Regions from separate parts of the Homo sapiens genome. Here regions 1 and 2 are each linked to region 3. A link is a loop called in an ENCODE intact Hi-C map of the cell type or tissue named here. Cell type or tissue: ascending aorta. All regions are shown on one strand. Links, peaks and the distances in the headings refer to the core of each region. The heading gives the core; the rest is flanking DNA.

Region 1 (11,370 bases), core at 3,435-5,934, 170 kb after region 3:
GGGAGGCCTGAGCCTGATGCTCCACCTGCCATCCTTGGGACAGACAGAGGCCTAGTCAAAATATCCTCAAACAGGCAATGAAGCCTTTCACTCTAGTTACGATGAAGCTGGGTAAGAATAGGCTCTGGGCCAAGAAGATGTACTTGACCTTATCAATTTTGCCTGGCTAGTTAAAGCCCCAGGCTTGGGGAAGAGGGGGCCTCCAGGGGTGCTTGTTAAGCACCAGACCTTATGCTAGATGCTTCACAAACAGGATCTCTGACTTCCAACATCCCTAAAAAGTTTTTGTTTGTTTTTGTTTTTGTTTTTTGTTTTTGTAGAGACAGGGTTTCACCATGTTTCCCAGGCTGGTCTCGAAATCCCAGGCTCAAGCAATCCACCCATCTCAGCCTCCCAAAGTGCTAGGCTTACAGACATGAGCCACCATGTCCGGCCCCTAACAAGTTTTATAACCTCTATTTTACACATGAACTAACTGAGGCACAATGAAGTTACGTGGTGGAAGTTCATGGTCAGGCAGCTACTGCATACAAACCCAGACTAGTCAGCCTTCTAAAGCCAAGCTCCTAACCACTGCGTTAGACTGTCTCTGTCCCCTTCCTGAGAAATCCCAGAGATCTCAAATCCCCTGCCCAGCCCATTCTGCCACCATGGCCCTGGAAATTAGTAAATTAGTCCCGTAATTCTCATGAGTGAGCTGACCCCACACATACCGTGAGCTGAGCTTCAAAAATGTTCTTGCCCTTGGCCCAGAGTATTCATTCTGGATGCAGAATACACTCCAAGGAAAAGGGGGGAAAAAACAATAACTTCAAATACCAAAAAAAAAAAAAAAGTTATTTCCACAGAGTTGTCCAGAAAAGTCGAATTATTCATTGCAAAACACCTAGAAGCAACTCAACTTCATCAGCGGACAGAGGCTGCCCGTCCAGGGATGGGTCTGTTAACTTGGTGAATACCACGTGGACCTTAAAACAACATCTAGTTAGTTGGTTTATGTGCATTTAAAAGTAAGTGCAAAGTTGGCCGGGCGTGGTGGCTCACGCCTGTAATCCCAGCACTTTGGGAGGCCGAGGTGGGTGGATCACTTGAGGTCAGGAGCTCGAGACCAGCCTGGCCAACATGGTGAAAGCCCGTCTCTACTAAAAATACAAAAATTAGCCAGGTGTGGTAGCGGGTGCCTGTAATCCCAGCTACTCAGGAGGCTGAGGCAGGAGAATCGCTTGAACCCAGGAGGCAGAGGATGCAGTGACCTGAGATGACGCCACTGCACTCCAGCCTGGTCGACACAGCAAGACTCCATCTCAAAAAAAAAAAAATGCAAAGTTTAAAAGCAGAACACTTCATTTTAATTTCAGAAATCCCACCTGCATGAGAAAGACTTACCTATGCTGTTGACTTTTTTGCCTCTTTCCTTTAAAGAACTTAAAATCAATTAATTTTTTTTTTTTTTTTGAGACATAGTCTCACTCTGTTACCCAGGCTGGAGTGCAGTGGTGTGATCTCGGCTCACTGCAACCTCCACCTCCTGGTTTCAAGTGTGTCTCCTGCCTCAGCCTCCCAAGTAGCTGGGATTACAGGCATGTACCACCACACCCGGCTAACTTTTGTATTTTTAGTAGAGACAGGGTTTCATCTTGTTGGCCAGGCTGGTCTCAAACTCCTGACCTCAAGTGATCCGCTCGCCTCCCAGAGTGCTGGGATTACAGATTACAGGCGTGAGCCACTGCGCCTGGCCAAGTCAATTAATTTTTGATAAAGTAATACATGCAAGTGATAATCCACACACACAGTACATTAAGGTCCAAAGACCTACGGCAATATATAGTGGAGCAGCGCCCCACGGCCCATGCCAACCATTTGAGAATGTAGGTTTGTCAATTGACTAAACTCTGAAGGGCACACACAGAGAAGTGACTTGCTTTATGGTTATGTGGATCGGCTTTTTCCTGCAAGGCTGATGAAGGCAAAGGTTAAAAATTGAAACCCAGAGCAGACAGTTCTGCTGAGATATACTTCTCTGAGGCATACTTCAGAGCATCTTGGCTGGGACTGTCTTTGTCAAGTCTAGCTCAGGTCCCTCTTCCTGGGATCAGTGAAGCAGCAGCAGAATCGGGGTGGGGAAGCCAGGCCGTCAGAGGCAGAGGAAAGCCAGGCATAGGAGAGAAAGCCTGCTGCCTTCTTACCTGTTCACGTGCCAAGACTCGGTCTCCTAGGATTTGCTGGTGGCCTTAAGGGGCTCCAGGACCCCAAGCAGGTGCCTAAGGGCCACGGGCAGTGGGTGCCAGGTTGGAGAGGCTGAGGCTGCCCCCAACCCACAGTCCAGGCTTCCCGTCTGATGAGAAGGGCGGGGAAAGCAGGCCACTGCAGCTCTGCTCAGGAACCGAAGCCAGCAGGGGCGGGGCAGGGCCACGTGGCCCCCGCCTGCCTTGGACTGTGAAGTAGGAGGGAGTCTTCAACCCAGAGGACCCGCCAGGGGACTGCTCTGACTGAGGGCGCCAGCCAGTTGACTACAAGAAGTCCCCCAAACCCAGGCCCTGGCTCCCAGGCAGCTTGGACTGTTCTAAGGGACTACCCCAGCTCCTCTCCAGAACACTCGGCCTAGACAAAAGCTTCGTCTCATAAAACTAAAAGCCAGGTGATGGGGAGTTGGGTGTAGTGTGTAGTGACATGAGCCTCAGGGGGCTGAGGCAGGAGACTCTCTTGAGGCCAAGAGTTCGAGGCTGCAGTGAGCTGCAACTGCACCTGTGAATAACCACTGTGCTCCAGCCTGGGCAATATAGCGAGATCCTGTCTCTAAAAAAACGAAACAAAACACAAAACTGAGTGATGTGGTGGTGACTGGAGTGTGTGTGTGTGTTTGTGTGTGTGTGTGGGACTGGGGGTCCATTAGGTGGAAGAAAAGGCCTTTCTCTGATACATCATCCCTGTTGAGCACCAATGAGTTACCCAGTCTACAGATGAAGAGACATGAGCTCCAAAAGGTGAATAATCTTTTTTTTAATTTTAATTATTTTTTGAGACGGAGTTTCACAGCAGGGACTACAGGCACGCTCCACCATGCCCAGCTAATTTTGCATTTTTAGTAGAGATGGGGTTTCACCATGTTGGCCAGGCTGGTCTTGAACTCCTGACCTCAGGTGATCCGCCCATGTCAGCCTCCCAAGTGCTGGGATTACAGGCATGACCCGGCATGCCTTGCCTTTTTTCTAGACAATGTCTCACTCTATTGCCCAGGCTAGAGAGCAGTGGCACAATCACAACCCACTGTGGTCTTGACCTCCTGGGCTCAATCGATCCTCCCACCTCAGCCTCCCAAGTAGCTGGGACCACTACACCCAGCTAATTATTTATTTATTTATTTATTTATTTTTTTGTAGATACAGACGTCTCCCTATGTTGCCCAGGCCGGTCTCAAACTGCTGGCCTCAAGGAATCCTCCTGCCTTAGCCTCCCAAAGTGCTGGGATTTCAGGCTTGAGCCACTGTGCCTGGCCTTGGGTAAGATTCCTCACCCCTTTTCTGGGGCTTGAGCCCAGGAGTTAGAGACCAGCCTGCGCAACATAGAAAGACCCCCATCTCTGCAAATAAATAAATAATTAAAAATTAGCCAGGCATCATGGTAGCTCATGCCTGTAGTTATAACTACTCGGGAGGCTGAGGCAGGAGGATCACTTGAGCCCTGGAGGTCGAGGCTGCACTAAGCTATGACCAAGCCACTGCACTCCAGCCTGGATGACAGAGCAAGACCCTGTCTCTTTTCTTAGAAAAAAAAAAAAAAAAAGAGAGATTGAGAGAGAGAGAGAGAGAATCTTACCTAAGATTCCCCAGCTGGTTACTGAGGTCTGACCCCAAAGCCAGGTTTTCCTGAGGGACACAGGACCTGTCCTGGTGTAACACGTGGCCTCAGACCCAGCACTTACGGGAGTTGAGGTCCTTTCCCTCAGCACCATCACCAAAGGTACAGCCATTCTCCCTTCACCTGGGTCAGAGTGGGCAACTGCAGGGGCATCTTCAATATCTCTGTCAAGTTTTCATAGCAGGCTTCCTGATTTTACTAGACTGCATTTGGATTCATTAGGGATGGGCCAGTGGGGGAGGATAGGAGAACGGCTGTGTTCAAAGCCTCAAACTATCCAAGAGGGGAGTCTGTAGTGTTTCACTGAATGTGAGCACAGAATCCTGGATTTAGGAACCCCTTATTAACACCCAGTCTTCCACAGCCAACCTAGTCTGGAGTGCTGACCTTGCTGGATGCGGTGGCTCACGCCTGTAATCCCAGCACTTTGGGAGGCCAAGGCAGGCGGATCACCTGAGATCAGGAGTTCGAGACCAGCCTGGCCAACATGGTGAAACCCCATCTCTACTAAAAATACAAAAATTAGCCGGGCGTGGTGGCAGGCGCCTGTAATCCCAGCTACTCGGGAGGCTGAGGCAGGAGAATTGCTTGAACCCAGCAGGCAGAGGTTGCAGTGAACCAAGATCACTGCACTCCACCCTGAGCGACAGAGTGAGACTCGGTCTCAAAAATAAAAAAACAAAAAAAAGAAGAAAAAGAAATGCCAACCTAGTGACAATAGTGCGCTTTATTCCGAGTGCCAATGCATGCCACAAGTAGTTGTTCATGAAATGTTTTCTCAATTGGATCGACAAAACTGGATTCCTGGTTTTGCCCTGAACTTGCAACAGGACAATAATGCCCACGCTGGAATGTTCCAGGCTAACTCCTCACCCGTCCCCAAGGCAGTGGCCACACAGGTCACACACACTCTCTGCAAGGCCCTGCTGGAAAACTCTGCCAAGGCGTTGATTCATCCGTTGGGCAGCTAGTGGGAGGGCAGAGTGGGTGGAGGTGATGGGGGCACAGCCACAGGATCTCACTGGGGCCTCACAGAAGCCTGAACACCGCACGGTGCCCTCTCTGGGGCCTCTTGGCTTGGAATGATGCCCCTTTCTTTCAAAGCATCACATATAGGACAGCAGGTCCCCCAGATCTCCCAGGGCCAGAGCCCCAGGTCAGCGGACAAGCCTCAGAACCCCTGAGCACTCAGTCATGTGCGTTTGTGCTACCATGACCCCAGGAGACCGGTTTTTGTTTTTTGGTGTTTTTGAGACAGGTTTCGTCCTGTCATCCAGGCTGGAGTGTAGTGGCGCAATCACAGCTCACTGCAGCCTCAAACTCATAGGCTGAAGTGATCCTCCTGTCTCAGCCCCCTAATTACTGGGACTACAAGTGTGCACCACCATGCCTGGCTAATTTTTGTATTTTTGGAGAGATGGGGTTTTGTCATGTTGCCCAGGCTGGTCTCAAACTCCTGGGCTCAAGGGATCCTCCTGCCTCAGCCTCTCAAAGTGCTGGGATTACAGGTGTGAGCCACCATGCCAGGCCCAGTAAATCAGTCTTATTCTACCAATTTACAGGCAGGAAACCAAGACTATGCTTAGAGGCTAGTGAGCCCAGGTCATCTGACTGTATACAGTGCTCTCTTCATGGACTTTGCTGCCTCTTGGCATTTGGCAGGTGGAATCTCGTTTCTGATTGCTTTATGAGGGCAGCATTGCCTTTCTCCAGTTACATCATCGACTCCCTAAAGCTGAGATTCCCCAGTGTGTCCTCATAACAGCTGGAGGCCCTAATAACCCACAGGAAATGGTAGTACTTCCCTTGACCATCACGTGTTACTAGCTTATACACATATACTCACGGCTCCAAATTAGTAACTTCTAAGCCTAAACGCTACCAAATGACCCAACTGAAAGCACCTCTCCTTTCATTATGAGACTGCAGTCAGAGAAGGGAGCAAGTTCTGCTGAGTGGACCTGGGAATTTAAAACTTGACTAGGCTCTGGAAGGCAGAGTGAGAGGTGGGAAACTGAAGGGGGCTTGCCTCTGGGCACCGCCAGAGATGCTGCATACGGGGGTGGGGTGGGGTAGGGTGGGGCTAACAGGGCCCCTCAGCTATTCCAGATGGGCTGGCCCAGCTCCTTTTCCAAATCTGAAACTTCCAAACCTGGTTTTCTTTGATATTTTTTTTCTTCATTTTGAACAAGCAGCAATGTTCATTGTCCATCACAGCTACTGATCATAACACTGGACTGTGAAGCAGACACATGCCCAGACATCACCAGCAGACTCTTTTTTTAAAAAAAAAAAAACAGGGCTTCACGCCCGGCTTTTTGAATTTTTTGTAGAGATGGGGTCTGTTTCCTAGGCTGGTCTTAAACTTCTGGGCTCAAGCAATCTGCCTGCCTCTGGCCGCCCAAAGTGCTGGGATTACCAGGCATGAACCACCGTGTGAATAATTGGGAGCAGACCCCAGGAATCTGTTCTGACAAATGAAGAGGGTTCTAATATCCCACTAGGATTATGAGCCACAACTACAGGTTTCCTACCATTTCCTGACCTAAAACCCCTGCTGCCCACTCCCCACCTCTTCATTTTTCAGACTTGGGACCTTCTGATTTTTCCTGAAGTCCCAAGGTTGTGGCTGAGGAAATCAGATGCAGGCTGCAGGCTCTTCTGAAACTGGTGGCAGGCCCTCTGGCAGACTCACCTCACCACCAACCTCACAGCGACAGAGACTGCCTGGTTATAAACTCTCCTCCAACCTCTGGGTGCAGAACAGAGCTGGGAGGTGGTGGTTCATGGTAGGTGCCCAGTAAACGTTTGTGGAAGAAATGAGCGTAGCAGCCTCTTCTAGTGGGTCAGCATGTCTCCTGATGGCTTAAACAGCTCCTGGCCAAGTGCAGTGGCTCACGCCTGTAATCCCAGCGCTTTGGGAGACCAAGGTGGGTGGATCACCTGAGGTCACGAGTTCGAAACCAGCCTGGCCAACATGGTGAAACCCCATCTCTACTAAAAATACAAAAATTAGCCAGGCATGGTGGTGCATGCCTGTAGTCCCAGCTACTTGGGAGGCTGAGGCAGGAGAATTGCTTGAACCCAGGAGGCGGAGGCTGTGGTGAGCCGAGATTGTGCCTCTGTACTCTAGCCTGGGCAACAGAGTAAGACTTCATCTCAAAAAAAAAAAAAAAAAAAAGAAAAAAAAGAAAAAGAAAAAGAAAAAAAAGAGAAACAACTCTTGGTTGTGCTGGTTCAGACTGGTGTGTAGCCTACACCTGCCCATTTCAGTTCACCTGAACTTCACAGGGTGTGTTGGGCTACCAGATCACTCAAATGTCAATCAACCATGGCCAAGCAGGTGTTTTAAGAGTCCCTATCTTGTCCTCGAGAGCCATCTATTCCTTTCCTCCGTTGTGACGTTTTTTGGACCAGGTTTGATTTCAGCAGCAGAGATGTTTCTTCTGAGCTCTACATATAGCCCTTGAAAATTAATTTTAAGGGTGTAATAAAATATTCACATACAATATTCCATATGCAAATGAGCAAGTGGATGACTCAAACACATGTCATTTTTACTTTGAATAGAAAACAGAATTTAGAGGCTGGGCATGGTGGCTCACGCCTGTAATCACAGCACTTTGGTAGGCTGAGCTAGGTGGACCACTTTAGGCCAGGAGTTCGAGACCACCCTGTCCAACATGGTAAAACCTTCTCTACTAAAAATACAAAAATTAGCTGGACGTGATGGCACATGCCTGTAGTTCCAGCTATTTGGGAAGCTAAGGAGGATCGCTTGAGCTCAGGAGATAGAGGTTGCAGTGGGCTGAGATCGCACCACAGCCCTCTAGCCTGGTCAAGAGAGAGAGATTCCATCTCTAATAAACAAACAAACAAAAAAACAAGAATTTATGACCAGGCGCAATGGCTCACACCTATAATCCCAGTGCTTTGGGAGGCCAAGGCAGGAAGATTTTTTGAGGTCAGGAGTTCGAGGCCAGCCTGGGCAACACAGGGAGACCCTGTCTCTACAAAAGTTTAAAAATTAGCTGAGTATGGTGGCACACATCTGTAGTCTCCCCTACTCTGGAGGCTGAGGTGGATTGCTCGAGCCCAGGAGTTCAAGCCTCAGTGAGCTATGATCACTCCACTGCACTCCCAGCTAGGCAAGAGAGAGAGACTGTCTCTAATAAAATTTTTTTTAAAAAATTAAAAAATAAAACAGAACTTAGGAATTAAAAAAAATTTGAAAGCCAGACTGATCCCATCTGAATGCCTTTCTGGCTTTCCTCTAACAAGCTCAAGAAAGGCAGCAGCGTGGGAACAGCACACATTCTGGGGACCAGCACTCTCCCTGTGAGACGAGCCTTTTCCAGCGCCGGCAGCTGTCTCACTAGCAATACATTTACACTAACCAAGAAAAGCAACATTCCAACTAGAACCCCCCTCCTCCAAAGGAATGCTATTCTTGGCAAGAGATCTTCCAAAGGAAACATCTGCAGAACCTCTGCCAGTAAGGTCAGGGGAAAGCTGAGGCAGCTAAAAACTTTTCAGTCCTAGGATCCAAGTCACAAGGGCTTAGCAATGGAACAGGATGGAAGCAAACCCAAGGGCAGATCCCTCTGTCTGAGTTCTGCAGCAGCCTCTGATGGGTTTTGCCAAAGCTGGAGAGAGGTCTCTATTTACCTGGTTGCTCAATCAAACCACAGGAGTCAATCAGGTCCCCTTAACAATTACACAGATGGGACTTGTCATTGAGTCACATCCAATCTAATTTTAAACTTTTGTAGGTCCTGCAGCAACAACTATGAAAATTCCTTTCCACATATTCAAGCCCAAATCCTTGTCCTAGCCCTTCCTCTTAACAGAGAACAAGCAAGCTGATGGGCAGACTTCCAGAGGAAGCTCGGTGGTGACAACTCCTGATTCCATAGATTAGGTTTTCCTTTCTTACATAACCCCCTACCTTCTGTACGGAGTGTATGTATTTTAGTCAAACTTGAGTTAGAAAAGAGGCGAGGAGCTGCTCAAGTATCTACGCTGAGTTCCTCAGATGACTGCATGTCAGTATCACACAATTTGATAGAATGGATTTAGGGCCACAGGAAAAAATGAGCCCTGAAATTAGGTTTTCAAAATCTAATTCAGAACTACTGTCTACTATGCAAATTCATGAGCTAAGTGAGAAAAAAACATGTTATTTAGGGATTCGATTCCTGGCAAAACCTGGGTCTCTCTTGACTGATCTAAAACCAAGTCATGATTCAAGAGATACTTAGTTCCAGGAGACAGTGTCACAGTGTCAGGAACCCTCTGTTCTGGGCTCTGAGAGGTTCAGATTGTATTCCACCATTCCTGATTCTAACCCAGTGCTCACCAGATCATTTGCTCAATTTAGATGGCTGAGCACATGCAGACGAAAGAAAGTTTTACATTTGTGAAGTATTGAGAACAGTGAGCTCACTTCTCCAGGTTCAAGGCGCAAGGACAGCCTGGAAGACGAGGGCTTCCCACACAACTAAACAGGAGGAATTCTCAGGGGTGGGCTGGAACATTTCTGGAACTGGGCCTCTTCCACCTAACAGGCTCTCATTATACCCTAAAGGCCCTCTGGAACCCACCTGAGATGGGTGCTGCAGACAGGCCCCACATATACACAGTTCTCAGGGGCAGGGCAGTATCTAGGTTCTTCTGTACTGACCCTTCCTATGGTCCTATGGAGCCAAAGATCGCTTTAGGTGCTGTATCAGTAAAAGGGGCATCTGTTAAGACTCCCCAGCTAGAATTCATGCTAAAATCCCCATACTAACATCCTCAGAGTAGAAGAGGAGGAAGAATCAGCCACCCTTCCTCAATACCCAGTGGGAAGAGGGGTGGGTATACACATGGTTATTGAGGTCATGTTTCATCAGCACAGCAAAAAGAACCAGGAAAAAACAAAGAAACCACCACAGACCTGGGGGTGGGGAGCCACAGAGTGCCGCAAGTCCAAGTCGGTATCTGGAAGGAAGGAGTCTACTCAGTTCTTCCTGCTCTAACTTGGGTTCAAACCTCCCACCTACATCCTCATCTCCAGAACAAGACACATGGATGCCAGTCACCTTAAAAACTAGGTTTCTATTTCTGGTTAGATTCTAGAGCAGTGGAACTCAGGAGTGATACTATACCCTACCCAGTCCCACCACAGCCTGCCTCCTTCCTCCCACAGAGATAACATTGTACAAAACTGTATTTACAAGAAAACCAATTAAAAATTAAGGGTGTGTGCAAAAGTAGACAGGAGAGTCAAGACATATCAATGCAGGGATGGCTTTGGGGAATGGGGGACTCAGGTTCTACACTGGAACCTGGGGTCATGTATCATGTACCAGGTGGGGAGAAGTGTAGCAAATCTCAGTGCCAATTTGAGGGGAAGCCAGTCATTCCAGGAGAAGAGCTGAGGGGAAAGAGCTGTTGACTTTCATAATGCAGTCTTAATTATCCAGTCACCCTCCTGCCACATGGCAGAAGCCAGGTGGCAGTGATGGTGGTGGGGGAAACAAAACACACAGTCTCTGGCAAGCCCCACCGGGAAAGGAGGGCTCAGAAGGCGTAGCGGGTCCGGATATCCTCGAGTTTCTTGGACACTTCGGGTGGGGTTCGGTCCAGTTCTTCAGAGACGTTCTTTTGTTTGTTGGGTTCCATGGAATTGAACTGCTCACAGAGGTCTCCATCAATCACATTCTAAGATATGGAGAAAGCAGAAAGAAAAAAAATGGTGAGATGCCCAAAGAAAATGGCACATGCTAAAGCAGCACTTGTAGGGAAAGCTGTTTTTATTTTTTAGTTTTTGAGACAGGGTCTCACCCTATCATCCGGGTTGCAGTGCAGTGGGATAATCTTAGCTCACTGCACTCTCAAAATCTGGGGCTCAGCCTCCCGATTGGCTGGGACCACAAATGTGTGCCACCACGCCCAGACCGGGAAAACTTTTTATTCTCCACTCGATACTTGAACCCCACTTGTAGATCCAGGAACACTATCTTAAGTTGACTCTTGGTACTCAGAGTTCAGATTGGCAGAAGCAGGTGAAGCCTTTGCTCTGGCTGTGGTCTGCCCTGAGGGGAGCACCCTCCCTGGTACTATTCCCATCAATCCACTCCCTGTGCTGCTCCTTTCTCAGATCTCCCTTTTCAGCTCAGATTCCCCCAACCTACCTTCACAGGGAAGTAGTAGGAGCGAAAGCTGAGGTGGTCCCGCCCACAGAGAGGGGGATGTTCAGACCGCAGGTGCATTTCCACATGCTGGAAGAAGTCATGGTCCTGGCAGAAGAAACAAAAAATCTGTCACTGAGAAGTGATTTCAACTAGTCTAGAGTTTCCACAAGCACAACGAACAGACAAGCCATTCATTTTTACTACACAAACACACGGGAAATATCTAATCACTTTCTGATAATCACAGGTTTTTCTGCTACAACACGATAGTTAAACCCCAAAAGGAGACCACATGTTGTCTGCAGTGCAAGAGAGAATGCCACACATAAAGAAT
Region 2 (10,499 bases), core at 3,631-6,130, 220 kb after region 3:
TGTCCTCATCAGTCTCCCCTCTTACAGTCTTAATATCCTCCATTTCATTAGCCAAAATGTAAGCAATTAATCTTTCTAAGGTTGTCAACCTATCAGATTATTTCCCTACTTAGAATCCTTCAGTAGCTTTCACCCCACCCCTACTCCTACCCCAGTCCCTTAATAATTAAATCATAATGAGCTTTTAATTATTTGAATGGACCATGTTATTTCTTGTATTTAGGCTTTTGTAAATGCTGTTCCCTTTGCCTACAACTGAAACTTCCTCTCCCACTCCAACTGCACCTAGCTAACTTCTAACTAGCCCTCAGATCTCAGCTTAGAGACTCCAGCAAGCTTTCTGTAACACATTCGTTTCCTTTCCCTGTTTAGGGAACCTCTTCTCTGTGCTGTCATGGCATTTGGCACAGTTTCTGGTAATTGTTTTGGTTATTTATCTGTATTCACCACCAGACTCAATCTTGCACAAAGGCGGCACCACGTCTAATTTTTCACCACTGAAGTCCCAAGATCCAGCAGACTGACTTAGCACATACTGACTGCAAAGGCTCAATAAAAATGTGTTGAAAGAATGAAAAAGCCCTTGTAAATGAAAGGTATGGTAATATGTTACAAGTAATGAGATGTGTGATCAAAAATTCATCTGCTTAACGTATTAACAAAGGTAAGTGCTGTCCTTTATTTTTATTCTCCAGTATCTTCCCCAAACAACATCTTATTTTAGACATCAGTTGAAGTGCAAATGATTCAAAATAGAACTAGATCAGTTTTCCCCAAGCCTGCTGAAATGCAGATGACCACAAATGTAGCTGTACTCATTTAGTCTTTTAATATAATCAATTAGTAACGTGTATTTTCCAATGGTGAACTGATTTCCAACCATGAAAATATTTTCCATTTTTTAGCTCCTCCAAAAACGTTACTTAGCTATGTGCATTTAAAACACTGAATCTGATTTGCTGGAATGTTAGCTTTTCCTATCTACAACCGTATGAACTAGCCTGCAAATTTTTTTTGTTACTGTCCATCCCTAGTTTTGATACTGTAGTCATACTAGACTCAGAGAGCGGCACAGTAGCATTTACTCTTTTTCTACTCTAGAGAAATCTGTTTTACTTTTTTTTTTAATATTTACTTTTTCATTGAGACAAGATCTCACCTTGTTTCCCAGGATGGTCTCAAACTCCTGAGATCAAGTGATGCTCCTGCCTCAGCCTCCTAAAGTGCTAGGGTTATAGGCGTGAGCCACCATGCCCAGCCGAGAAACTTGTTTTAAAACGGAATACATATATGTCCCTCAACAAGAAGATAAAAGCTTTCCTGAAAATCCTGGACCTCAATCTTTTGGGAGAGTGACTTTGGACTACTGCTTCAATTTCTCTAACGCTGGTCTATTGAAGTTCTTAATTTATTTTTGGATCAATCTGGTAATCGTCTTCAAAAATATTTCTATTTTGTTTAAGTTTTCAAATTCACAAGTTCCATCTTGTGGGGTCTGTCCATTTTGTTTGGCTTTTGAAAGAGTTAGGTTTGAATGAGAGGCAAAGACTGACTACAGCCAAACTGTCACAGCAACTAACAGTAATCAATATTCCAAGCTGACTGCTCCCTTCAACTTCTCTTCCCTGCCCTCAGTAGAATATGAGTTATTAAGGAGCTAGGCAGTCTTTATCCCCAACACTTTTTAAAATCACTCCACCACATGAACTTCTAACCTGTCCAAAAGATAAGGTATTCAGGTTCACAACAAATGGATTAATTCCCAAACCCTTTAAGTAAAACCTATTAGGTTTGGGCATAAAATGAACCAAGTAAAAGGGTACAAAGCAGCTCTGAAAGAAAAGTACCTGTAATAAGGAAGTTGCCGTGTTCCTCCAAAGGTTCACTGTATTTTCGGACCACATGATTTAAACCAAGGTCTAGCTCATAGAAAGTAAGTGTCTGCTGGGTATTAGCTGCTGCTTCCCCTGTTGGATCATTGTCTGCTTCCTACAGAGAATAGTGGCATAAAAACTAATCATCAGCATAAAATCGAAGATCTGGAAAGGACATCAGGACTCCAATTTACAAATGAGGAAACAGAAGTCCACAAATGTCTTCTTTTTTTTTTGGAGAGACAGGTTCTCACTATGTCACCCAGGCTGCAGTGCACAGAGGTATGATCTTTTTTTTTTTTTGAGACGGAGTTTTGCTCGTTGCCCAGGCTGGAGTGCAATGGCACGATCTCAGCTCACCACAACCTCCACCTCCCAGGTTCAAGTGATTCTCCTGCCTCAGCCTCCCGAGTTGCTGGGATTACAAGCATGTGCCACCACGCCTGGCTAATTTTGTATTTTTAGTAGAGATGGGGTTTCTCCATGTTGGTCAGGCTGGTCTCGAACTCCTGACCTCAGGTGATCTGCCCGCCTCGGCCTCCCAAACTTGGATTACAGGCGTGAGCCACTGTACACGACTGCAGTGGTACAATCTTATCTCACTGCAGCCTAGAATTCCTGGGCCTCAGGCTCCCAAGCAGCTAGGACTATAGGCACATGCCACCACACCTGGCTGACGCCAAATAGTTTGACAAAGTTTATGCTATAAGATAATGGCAGAGCTAGAACGAGAACTGCAATCTCCAAATTCTGGATCCAGGGAGCTCTCTACTAGAGGATACTGCCTTCCGTTAAAGGAAAACAATAGTATGTTCTGTGAAAAAATACCTTAAACATAGCTTCAAGTTTTTCATGAAGCTTTTCCCAATAAATATCTTGTTTCCATAGGGAGATTACTTAAATCAGAGAAAGACTATTAAATAGTTGCTTAACCTCTGAAGCATCCCAAAGAATTTCAGTAAGGCATTTGGAATATGAAGATCTGCTAGCAGGACAGAATTAAGATATGCATAAGGGGCTGGGCCTGGGTGAGGTGGCTCAGGCCTTATAATCCCAGCACTCTGGAAGGCTGAGGTGGGCCAATCACCTGGGGTCAGAAGACCAGCCTGGCCAACATAGTGAAACCCCATCTCTACTAAAAATACAAAAATTAGCTGGGCGTTGTGGCAGCACCTGTAGTCCCAGCTACTCAGGAGGCTGAGGCAGAGGTTGCAGCGAGCTGAGATTGTGCCACTGCACCCCAGCCTGGGCAACAGAGCAAGACTGTCTCAAAAAAAAGAAAAAAAGGTATGCACAAGGAAGAAAACGATCTTTTCGTTTTTTTTTGAGATGGAGTCTCACTCTGTCGCCCAGGCTGGAGTGCAGTGGCGAGATCTCGGCTCACTGCAAGCTCCACCTCCCGGGTTCACGCCATTCTCCTGCCTCAGCTTCCCGAGTAGCTGGACCACAGGCGCCCGCCACGATGCCCGGCTATTTTCTTTTTGTATTTTTAGTAGAGATGGGGTTTCACTGTGTTAGCCAGAATGGTCTCGATCTCCTGACCTCATGATCCGCCAGCCTTGCCTCCCAAAGTGCTGGGATTACAGGCGTGAGCCACCACGCCCGGCCGGAAAACAATCTTAAAAAAAAACACTGAGGTGACTGAAAGAAACGCAAAGAGACAGGGTCCCCATTACCTCATAATCCATTTCCAGACAAGCAAACATTGGATTTTCAAATCCGACATCTACTCCAACTACATGATACACTAAAGTGTTTGCTTTGTGGGCTTCCAGGGGAGATGAAATGGTAAGTCGGGCTGCAGCATCTCTGTTCAAAATATACACCAATTTCTGTTTCTCAATGGCACCTGTAGTTGAAGGAGATAAAACATACAAGATTCCCAGATAATGAGAAGAGAGACTTATAGAACAGCTAGAGTCACATCATGCTTTTCTTTTAATCATTATTAACAGCAGTAACTCTACAAGTATAAAAACTCAGGATTCTGTTTTCTATCATCAGAATAGCACTTTGGGAGGCTGAGGTGGGTGGATCACCTGAGGTCAGGAGTTCAAGACCAGCCTGACTAACACAGTAAAACCTTGTCTCTACTAAATACAAAAAATTAGCTAGGTGTGGTGGTGCATGCCTCTAATCCCAGCTACTTGGGAGGCTGGGGCAGGAGAATTGCTTGAACCTGAGACGCAAAGGTTGCAGTGAGCTGAGATCGCACCACTGCACTCCAGCCTGGGCAACAAGTGCGAAACTCTGCCTCATTTGAAAAAAAAAAAAAAAAAGAATAGACAATAGTGGAGCTGGGCACAGTGGCTCAAGTCTGTAATCCCAGCACTTTGGGAGGCCAAGACAGAAGGAAGGATTGCTTGAGCCCAGGAATTCAAGACCATCCTGGGCAGCATTGTGAGATCCCCATCTCTCTCTTATTTATTTATTTATTTATTTATTTATTTATTTATTTATTTATTTTTGAGATGCAGTCTCACTCTGTCGTCCGGGCTGGAGTGCAGTAGCGCTATCTCGGCTCACTGCAACCTTTGCCTCCCGGGTTCAAGCGATTCTCCTGCCCCAAGTAGCTGGGATTACAGGCACCCACCACCACACCCAGCTAATTTTTTGTATTTTTGGTAGAGACTGGGTTTCACCATGTTGGCCAGGCTGGTCTCAAACTCCTGACCTCAAGTGATCCTCCCACCTTGGCCTCCCAAAGTGCTGGGATTACAGGTGTGAGCCACCGCACCTGGCTGAGACCCCATCTCTTTTAAAGATAAATAGCCACCGTGCCCGGCTGAGACCCCCATCTCTTAAAAATAAATAAATAAATTTTTTTAAAGACAATGGCATCATTGTGGCCCCCTTCTTCCTAATACAGGTCTTAAATATCCCACTAACTAGTCAAAATTTTTTAATGAGTCCTACATTTAAGGATACTGAAAAACAGTAATTCATAAAATTATCATTAGCCTTATTCTCTGAAATAGATCTAACGATTTATGACTGCCCTCTAGAGGCCTGATCAGACACACAAAAATTTTCTTCAAGAATTTATCAGAGAAGAGACATGAATGTGAATCATCACTTCAGGCTGATGAAAGCAACGATATTCACTGTCTAATAACATAAGATCATTTCATTGTAGTCTTTTTGCCAAAGAAAAAGAAATTGAAAAACACCCATTTCCAACTAGATGGGAAGTAGAAAGGTGTGTTAAGATTTTTCCCATTGTTTTAAAAGAAAATGCAACTCTTTTAAAAAGGAAATGCAACTTTAAACCTAGAGTAAATCCAAACATGATGCCAAACCCACATAAGTAATTAATTGGCACTGGCACACCACCAAGAGCACAGCATTGTTATCCTAAACTAGGCATATACAGCAAGTAGAGTAAATCACTTACTAATCATAACGGCTCGCCCTTTGGGATCCACAGCTAAGAACTGGCCAGGAACGATGCGACGGCATCCACTCTTGCCAAAGGTTTCTTGGTGAATCTTCTCAAACATATTCTTAGATGGCTGGTATTCCAAAATAACAATTCGACCAGAGTCACTGCCAACTACAATGTAGTCTTTGGTGCCACCTGTCAGCCTAAAGGCCATGAGTGACCGGATAACACCGAATACTTCCACAGTGAGTAGGGTATGTACTTTGCCAGTGTTGGGGTCTGGGCGAAGCAGCTCCAAGATCTTCCCACGGGAAACAACAATTTCTTGTTGTTTGGTTCCTAGATCACCAAAAAATAAAGATCATAAACAACCAGAACCCAGCCTGGCCACCATGGTGAAACCCCGTCTCTACTAAAAATACAAAAATTAGCCAGGCGTGGTGGCACATGCCTGTAATCCCAGCTACTCGGGAGGCTAAGGCAGGAGAATCGCTTGAACCCAGGAGGTAGAGGTTGCTGTGAGCCAAGACTGTGCCACTGCACTCCGGCCTGGGCAACAGAGCAAAACTCCGTCTCAAAAAAAAATTAGTCAGGTGTGATGGCCTGTGCCTCTAGTCCCAGCTACGTGGGAGGACAGTTTGAACCCAGGAGTTCAGAGAATGTAGTGGGTTATAATCCTGCCATTGCACTCCATCCTGGGAAACGCAGCAAGATATCGTCTCTAAAAAAAAAAAAAAAAAAAAAAAAGGCCACGCACAGTGGCTCACACCTGTTATCCCAGCACTTTGGGAGGCTGAGGCAGGCAGATCACTTGAGGTCAGGAGTTTGAAACCAGCCTGGCCAACATGGTGGGATCCCATCTCTACTAAAAATACAAAAATTAGCCAGGTGTGGTGGCACGTGCCTATAATCCCAGCTACTCCAGAGGCTGACACAGGAGAATCGCTTGAACCTGGGAGACGGAGTTTGCAGTGAGCCGAGGTCGCACTACTGTACTCCAGCCTGGGCAACACAGCAAGACTACGTCTCAAAAAAAAAAAAAAAAAAAAGAAAACTTCTCCATCATTTTAGATAAAAAGGAAGACTGAATTGGAAAAGGAATTTGAAAGATAAAATTAGTATTAAAAATGTGCTTTCAGCAGGGCACAGTAGCTCATGCCTGTAATCCCAGCACTTTGGGAGGCTAAGGTGGGTGGATCACGAGGTCAGGAATTCGAGATCAGCCTGGCCAATATGGTGAAACCTCATCTCTACTAAAAATATGAAAAATTAGCCGGGCATGGTGGTGCACGCATGTAATCCCAGCTACTCAGGAGGCTGAGGCAGGAGAATCGCTTGAACCCAGGAGGCGGAGGTGGCAGTGAGCCAAGATCACACCACTGCGCTCCAGCCTGGGTGACAGAGCAGGACTCTGTTTCAAGGAAAAAACAAAAACAAAAACAAAACAAACAAAAAACAAAAACAAAACAAACAAAAAACAAAAACGTGCTTTCAAAAATTCTATCCAAACTCCAGCTGAGATTCATTGCATTACATAGTGAAGTCAGTCACAAATCTCCAAATTCCCATATACGTATTTCCTTAATCAAATGCAGCAAAGAATAACTAAATTACCCAAATGAAGACTCAAACCCGCAGGAAGAGCCATAATGAGGATCAGAGAAAATAACAACATGAAATATGAATGCTGTGTGGTCAGTTAGGCTGCCTCTCAGTACCACATTAAGTATTCAGTACCACATTAAGTATTCAGAGTTAAACCTCAACAAAATTATGTCTTACTCTACACAATCATGAACCTCCTGCATTACTTGGATTGACTCAAAAATGTTAAATCTGCAAATGGCAAGAAAAAGTTTTTATTTTATAAACATTAGTACCTCACTTTCAGTAACTTTGTATTTCCTAATCCAATATTTGAAATTTCACACAATTCAAACCTAGCCTTAATCCATCTTTACAAAAATATTCCCCACATGGTAAACGTAAGCAAATTATCTGTTTCTATGCAGACAGCACTCCCTACCTAAACTGCATTTTCCCTTTTCTCTCATACAAAAGTTCTATCTCTTCAAGCACCAAACCAAGGTCCAACCTTCCCTTTATTTAAATTACTCTCTGATAACCAGACAAACACCTTCAGACATTCTTTTTACCCAACCTGATGTCAAATTCAAGATCAAAGATCAGGTCTTACACATCTCAGTATGTCTTACAGCAATAGGCACACGACTTGGCACTAGGTAAGCAGCCAAGAAAAGTGTGCCCTGACAAGAATCATTACACAATTTGTGAACTAGGAAATGCATCTGAAATAGGTAACAGATAATGCACCAGAACTTAACACCTCATCTCATAATTTGAATTGTTTACATTTACCAACAACTGTTTTGTCATAAATGGAAAACATTTCCTGCACAAGAGACTAAGCAAGATATGTATTAATTCACTTAAAATTTCAAAAGATGGTAACGAGAGAACTTACCAGAAAAGTTTCCATGAATGGCAAAGCTGATGCCAGTGGCTCTCTGCAAGGTTAAGTTGTACAGAAACATGGCTGCAGGAAACCTGAGCCACCCAGACCTCCAGGCCTTGGTTACACCAACAGTACGGAGTCCAAGAAAGCTAAGAAAACAGAAAACAGAAAAATAGCTGGGAGACTATTACTTCAACAGACATTTCTGTATGGGAAATTCTGGATGAAGACAGCAGAACCAGCAGAGCAAGCCCTATTAAGAAACAACATATGTGACCGGGCGTGGTGGCTCACGAGGTCAGGAGTTCGAGACCAGCTTGGGCAACACAGTGAAACCCCGTCTCTACTAAAAATACAAAAATTAGCTGGGCATGGTGCTGTGCGCCTGTAGTCCCAGCTACTCGGGAGGCTGAGGCAGGAGAATCGCTTGAACCTGGGAGGCGGAGGTTGTGGTGAGCCAACATCATGCCACTGCACTCCAGGCTGGGCGACAGAATGAGACCTCATCTCAAAAAAAAAAATAAATAAATAAAAAGCACGGGACCTTGAGAAATCCAAGGTCATTAGTATAGAATTAACATACATATTTGATTTTATTGTTAAACGAGAAGAGAGAATTATGAGTAAACGTCCTCATAAATAACTTTCTGGGCTGAGCAAAAGCAGGGTGGCAAGATCAATGCTCCAGGCTAGAAATGGGTCCTGAGAGATATAAAATTTTCTACTTGAGACTAAGGTATATCTTTTTTTTTTCCTTTTTTTTTTTTTTTTTTTTTTTGAGGCGTCTCAATCTGTCGCCCAGGCTGGAGTGCAGTGGCGCCATCTTGGCTTACTGCAAGCTCCGCCTCCTGGGTTCACACCATTCTCCTGCCTCAGGCTCCCGAGTAGCTGGGACAACAGGCGCCCGCCACCACACCCGGCTAATTTTTTGTATTTTTAGTGGGGTTTCACCATGTTAGCCAGGATGGTCTCGATCTCCTGACTTCGTGATCCGCCCGCCTCCGCCTCCCAAAGTGCTAGGATTACAGGCGTTGAGCCACCGCGCCCAGCCCATAGACTAAGGTATATGTTTAACGTTCTAGGACCACAGTAAAACATGAACGAAAAGGACCGATGTTGAAAGACCAGGGAGTGGAGAAACAACAAAAAAAGCAAAAGAGAGGAAGCTAGGAGCTGCTTCTGAATCCCTGAACAGCTCCCCGCAAGTTACTTTTCATATTTTGTAGCTGATCAAAACAGTCTACTTTCCCCTTTCCTTATAACTGATACAATCCATTACAAACCTTTGGAATTCATTTTTTCCCAAATCTAGTTGGATTCAGGTTCTCCAGCGACACCTTAACTTTGGATCGTGGAGGAAGGTGCATTTCGGAGGATCAGTCCAGTACTAGAAAAACTATATACGAGGCCAGGCGCAGTGGTGGCTCACGCCTGTAATCCCAGCACTTTGGGAGGCCGAGGCAAATGGGTCACTTGAGGTCAGGAATTGAGACCAGCCTGGCCAACACAGTGAAAACCCCTCTACTAAAAATGCAAAAACTAGCCGGGCGCGGTGGCACACGCCTTTAATCTCAGCTACTCGGGAAGCTGAGGCGTGAGAATAGCTAGAACCAAGGAGGAGGAGGCTGCAGTAAGCCGAGATCAAGCCGCTGCGCTCCAGCCTGGGCGACAGCGAGACTTCGTCTCAAAAACAAAACAAACAAACAAAAAATACATACCAGATAAATTTGGTAAGCTTTAAAACTTCCCCCACGTCTGGGCCGGGCGCGGTGTCTCACACCTGTAATCCCAACACTTTGGGAGGCCAAGGCGGGTGGATCAAGGTCAGGAGATCGAGACCATCCTGGCTAACACAGTGAAACCCCGTCTCTACTAAAAATACAAAAAATTAGCTGGGCGCGGTGGCGGGCGCCTGTAGTTCCAGCTACTCGTGAGGCTGAGGCAGGAGAATGGCGTGAACCCGGAAAGCGGAGCTTGCAGTGAGCAGAGATCGCGCCACTGCACTCCAGCCTGGGCGACAAAGCGAGACACCGTCTCAAAAAAAGAAAAATTAGCCGGGCGTGGTGGCACGCGCCCGTAATCCCAGCTAGTCTACTCGGGAGGCTGAGGTAAGAGAATCGCTGGAACCCGGGAGGCAGAGATGGCAGTGAGCCGAGATCGCGCCACTGCTCTCCAGTCTGGGCGACAGACTGTGACTCCGTCACAAAAACAAAACAAAACAAAACAAAAAAAACTTCCCCCACGTCTGTTTACCATTATTACAAAAAGCTTGTATGATTGCTCACTGCATCTTCTCCATCCTCCAAGGAAACATCATCGCATTTAAACTCTGTCCTCCATTACGCAAACGAGAAAATAGAGGTTCAGAGGAGGAGACAAGTTGCCCAACTACCAAAATACAAATTCAAACCGGAGTCTTGGCTCTAAAGACTGTTTCCGTTATTTACGCTTTTAACACGCTCCATCTTTCTATCTTCCCCTCGGTGTACCATTTACTCTACCCAGAGGGAGACATCCATGCCTCCCGCTGCTTGTCACACCTCCCCCGTCTCAGAGTCCCCAGAAGTTAAAAGCAATCTCCACGAGCCCTATTTTGAGATAGAATATGTTCCCACACTGTGGATGGAAGCGAGAGATAACTGCAGGAAGCCGTTTTGGCGCCTCAACCATCCCTCGGTACCTCCTCCTGGTCCCCAGCCTCTCGGGCCTAGACTGCCCGTGACCCCCGCCAAAGTCTCGGGTCCCCCTTCCATATGGCCGGTCTCCG
Region 3 (2,500 bases), core at 1-2,500:
CAGCATGGGGGCGAGGGGGCAAAGTGATGTAAAGAGACACAGATCTCCTCACCGTGCTCCTCCTCTCCCCTGGATCAGGCGAGAGACACCAGGGAGTGGGTGAGACCCCACCACCTCGGGCTGTGGGCAGAGCAAGAGCAAATGGGTTAGGAATTAGGTTGCTGATTTAGGGTTTTGCCCCCCCCGCCCTTTTTTTGTACAATTCACATACCATAAAATTCATAAAAACGACTCTATTGTATACTTTAAAAGTATACCATAGAGTAACTTTTAGTATTTTTCGCAAGATTATACAACCATCAGTACTAATTCCAGAACATTTTCATGACCCCAGAAAGAAGCCCTGTATGTACCCTGCACCCGTTAGGAGTCACTCCCCATGCCTCCCTCCCCACGCCCCTGGCGACCACAAATCCACCCTCTGTCTCTGTGGATTTGCCTGTTAATGGAGTCATCATACAGGATGTGGACTTTGTGGCTGGCTTCTCGGCAGGTGTTTTCAAGGTTCATCCACGTGTAGCAGGTACTTCATTTCTTTTTATTACCAAATAATATTCCCTGGTGTGGATGTGCCACGTTCCATTTCTCCTTGTCTCCACTGCAGGGCCTTTGGGTTATTTCCATTTTGTAGCTATTAGGAAAAATGCCGCTGTGAGCATTTATATATAAGTTTGATGTGCACAGACGTTTGCAGTTCTCTTGGTAACTGCCTAGGAGTGGGAGTATACCTATGGCAGCTCTCTGGGTAACTGTTTGAGGAGCTGTTGGCTTGACTCTTGCCTCACTGTTTAATTTTGGATGAGTCATTCCCCCATCCTCCCCCCACCTCCATTTCCTGGTCTCAAGTCCCCTCCCTGGCCGTGCTTGGACAGTCCAGCAAGCATTGGTGTGCATGGCCTTTGTACATCCTGCCGTGGCAGGTGTGCAGGGGCTGAATCGGGCAGGACCGCGGCGTCATTCATTGCTGTGCCACTTCCCCATCCTGCCCTCCGCCCTGTGTCTTTCTTCTGTGGCTGAAGCAAAGAATCCCTGGAGGCTCTGTCCTCAGTGGAAGCAGAGGCCTCGGCCCTCCCTACTTCTAGGCTGAGACCCACCCAGGGCTCCCCGGCTCCTGGCCTGGGTGGAGGGGCACCCCTTGCTCCTGCCATATGACTGGGCTGTGTGGCAGCCATGTGTCTCAGCCACGTGGATTCATCAGCTCTCCACTCTGTGTGCCAGGCCACGGGCAGGGGTGGCTGTGACTCACCTTTACAGCCCCAGAACCCAACGCAGCCGCTGGCACAGAGCAGGGTCCCAGGGGCCCACAGACATCCCAGTCTCCATGAGTGGGAGAGGGATGAAGGGAAGGACAGAATTGGACAGTAGGAGGGGAGTCTGTGAGAGTGAGTCTGTGTGAGCGAGTGCCAGCTCCTGCCTGGATGAGGCTGGGAGATTGCGTGCCAACACGTGACACTGTTTGAAGACTGAGGGGGCGGGAATGGGTGAGCAAGCAAAGGGGTTCCCGGCCAGGGCTGGCCTAGAGGAACCAGGAGGAGAAGTGACAATTGGGCAGTGTGGGGGAGGCACTGGCACTGTGTTTGCATTGACAGGAATGGCTTTTGAGGGGGTAGGCCTTATCTTTTTTGTTTGTTTTCTAGATAAAATTTGCCCTTTTGAAGCATAGAATTCACTGGCTTTTAATATACTCACAAGCTTTTTGCAACCATTACCCCCATCTAATTCCACAACATTTTAATCCCTCAGTAGGAGCCCTACAGTGCTAACCTTATCTTGTATTCCCATATTCCAGCCACCTGGCCGGTCCTGGCCCACATGGCCCTGCCCATCAGGCTCTGTCCCACTTTCCCTGGTCCAGGGCTGAAGCCCCGGTTGCCGTCGTTATTCTTGGCCTGGGCTCAGAGTAGCCCAGGAAGAGGCACAGGCAACCACCCAGTCAACTGATGTTTGTTGGGCATCTGCTGGGCGCAGGGACAGTCCTGGAGATACACCTTTTGGGGGGACAGGCATAGTCCCTAGCCCAGAGCAAGAGAGGAGTGAGGGGCAGAAAGAGCAGGCGACCACCTGCAGTGTGAGGAGTTCCCTGCAGGATAAACACAGCCAGCAGAAGGTGGCCAGGAAGCCTCAGCAGCCCCTGGGGCAGGTGCATGCACACAGGCACACGCGCGCACACGCGCACACACACACACACACACACACACACACACACACACTGAAGCCCCTCCCAACAGGGCAGGTCCGTGGCCCCTCTCCCTATTGCCCATTGCAGCAGAGTGGTAGGCTGGACTTTGCCGCCCTGCCAGCTCTTGGTGCCAGGCAAAGATGGGTGCTGTGCGAGGAGAGGCAGCTTCTAAGGATACGGGGGCTGTAGAGCAGCCCTGGGGACATTGTGACACAGTGCTGACCTGCGCTCACACTCAGCACTGGTCCCACGCCCCACTCTGCCTCTGTCTCGGAAGAACTCAGCAGGCAGGTGGTCAGGCTGGGGCCTCACCCCACCCAC

Evidence for each region. Peaks named below come from ENCODE experiments on the same cell type or tissue, not always from the same donor. Only the 100,000 strongest peaks of a DNase experiment are listed, where the experiment ranks them.
Region 1: it touches region 3 in a loop (2.1-fold over the local background); 2 of 110 quality-filtered maps call a loop at or near these places.
Region 2: a loop joins it to region 3, with 2.9 times the contacts of the local background. A loop is called at or near these places in 6 of 110 quality-filtered maps.

The regions. Positions count from the first base shown.
Region 1 is chr16:70,570,866-70,582,235 of GRCh38, reverse strand. It overlaps SF3B3 (splicing factor 3b subunit 3), which reads right to left. Exons shown (of 26, transcript NM_012426.5): 25 at 11,037-11,141; 26 at 4,568-10,563. The coding sequence ends at 10,423. It also overlaps a transcript of IL34 not described here. Among named protein-coding and RNA genes, the nearest start is that of SNORD111, 39 kb to the right of the region's middle. RefSeq lists enhancers at 1,823-2,328, 2,329-2,834, 6,495-6,564. In ascending aorta, for the core only: no CTCF peak of the experiment used is centred there; a DNase peak (open chromatin) is centred at 4,785; H3K27ac peaks cover 2,123 bases.
Region 2 is chr16:70,523,969-70,534,467 of GRCh38, reverse strand. SF3B3 (splicing factor 3b subunit 3) reads right to left here. Exons shown (of 26, transcript NM_012426.5): 2 at 7,742-7,881; 3 at 5,269-5,595; 4 at 3,551-3,723; 5 at 1,848-1,989. The coding sequence starts at 7,811. SNORD111B (small nucleolar RNA, C/D box 111B) reads right to left here and starts at 4,969; the gene lies at 4,869-4,969. RefSeq lists an enhancer at 9,371-10,108. In ascending aorta, for the core only: a CTCF peak has its summit at 4,878 (motif pointing left); no DNase peak of the experiment used is centred there.
Region 3 is chr16:70,745,193-70,747,692 of GRCh38, reverse strand. The region is part of intron 12 of VAC14 (VAC14 component of PIKFYVE complex); the gene reads left to right. Among named protein-coding and RNA genes, the nearest start is that of VAC14-AS1, 8.7 kb to the left of the region's middle. RefSeq lists enhancers at 1-380, 625-1,125, 1,126-1,626. In ascending aorta, for the core only: no CTCF peak of the experiment used is centred there; DNase peaks (open chromatin) are centred at 852 and 1,342; H3K4me3 peaks cover 393 bases; H3K27ac peaks cover 2,500 bases.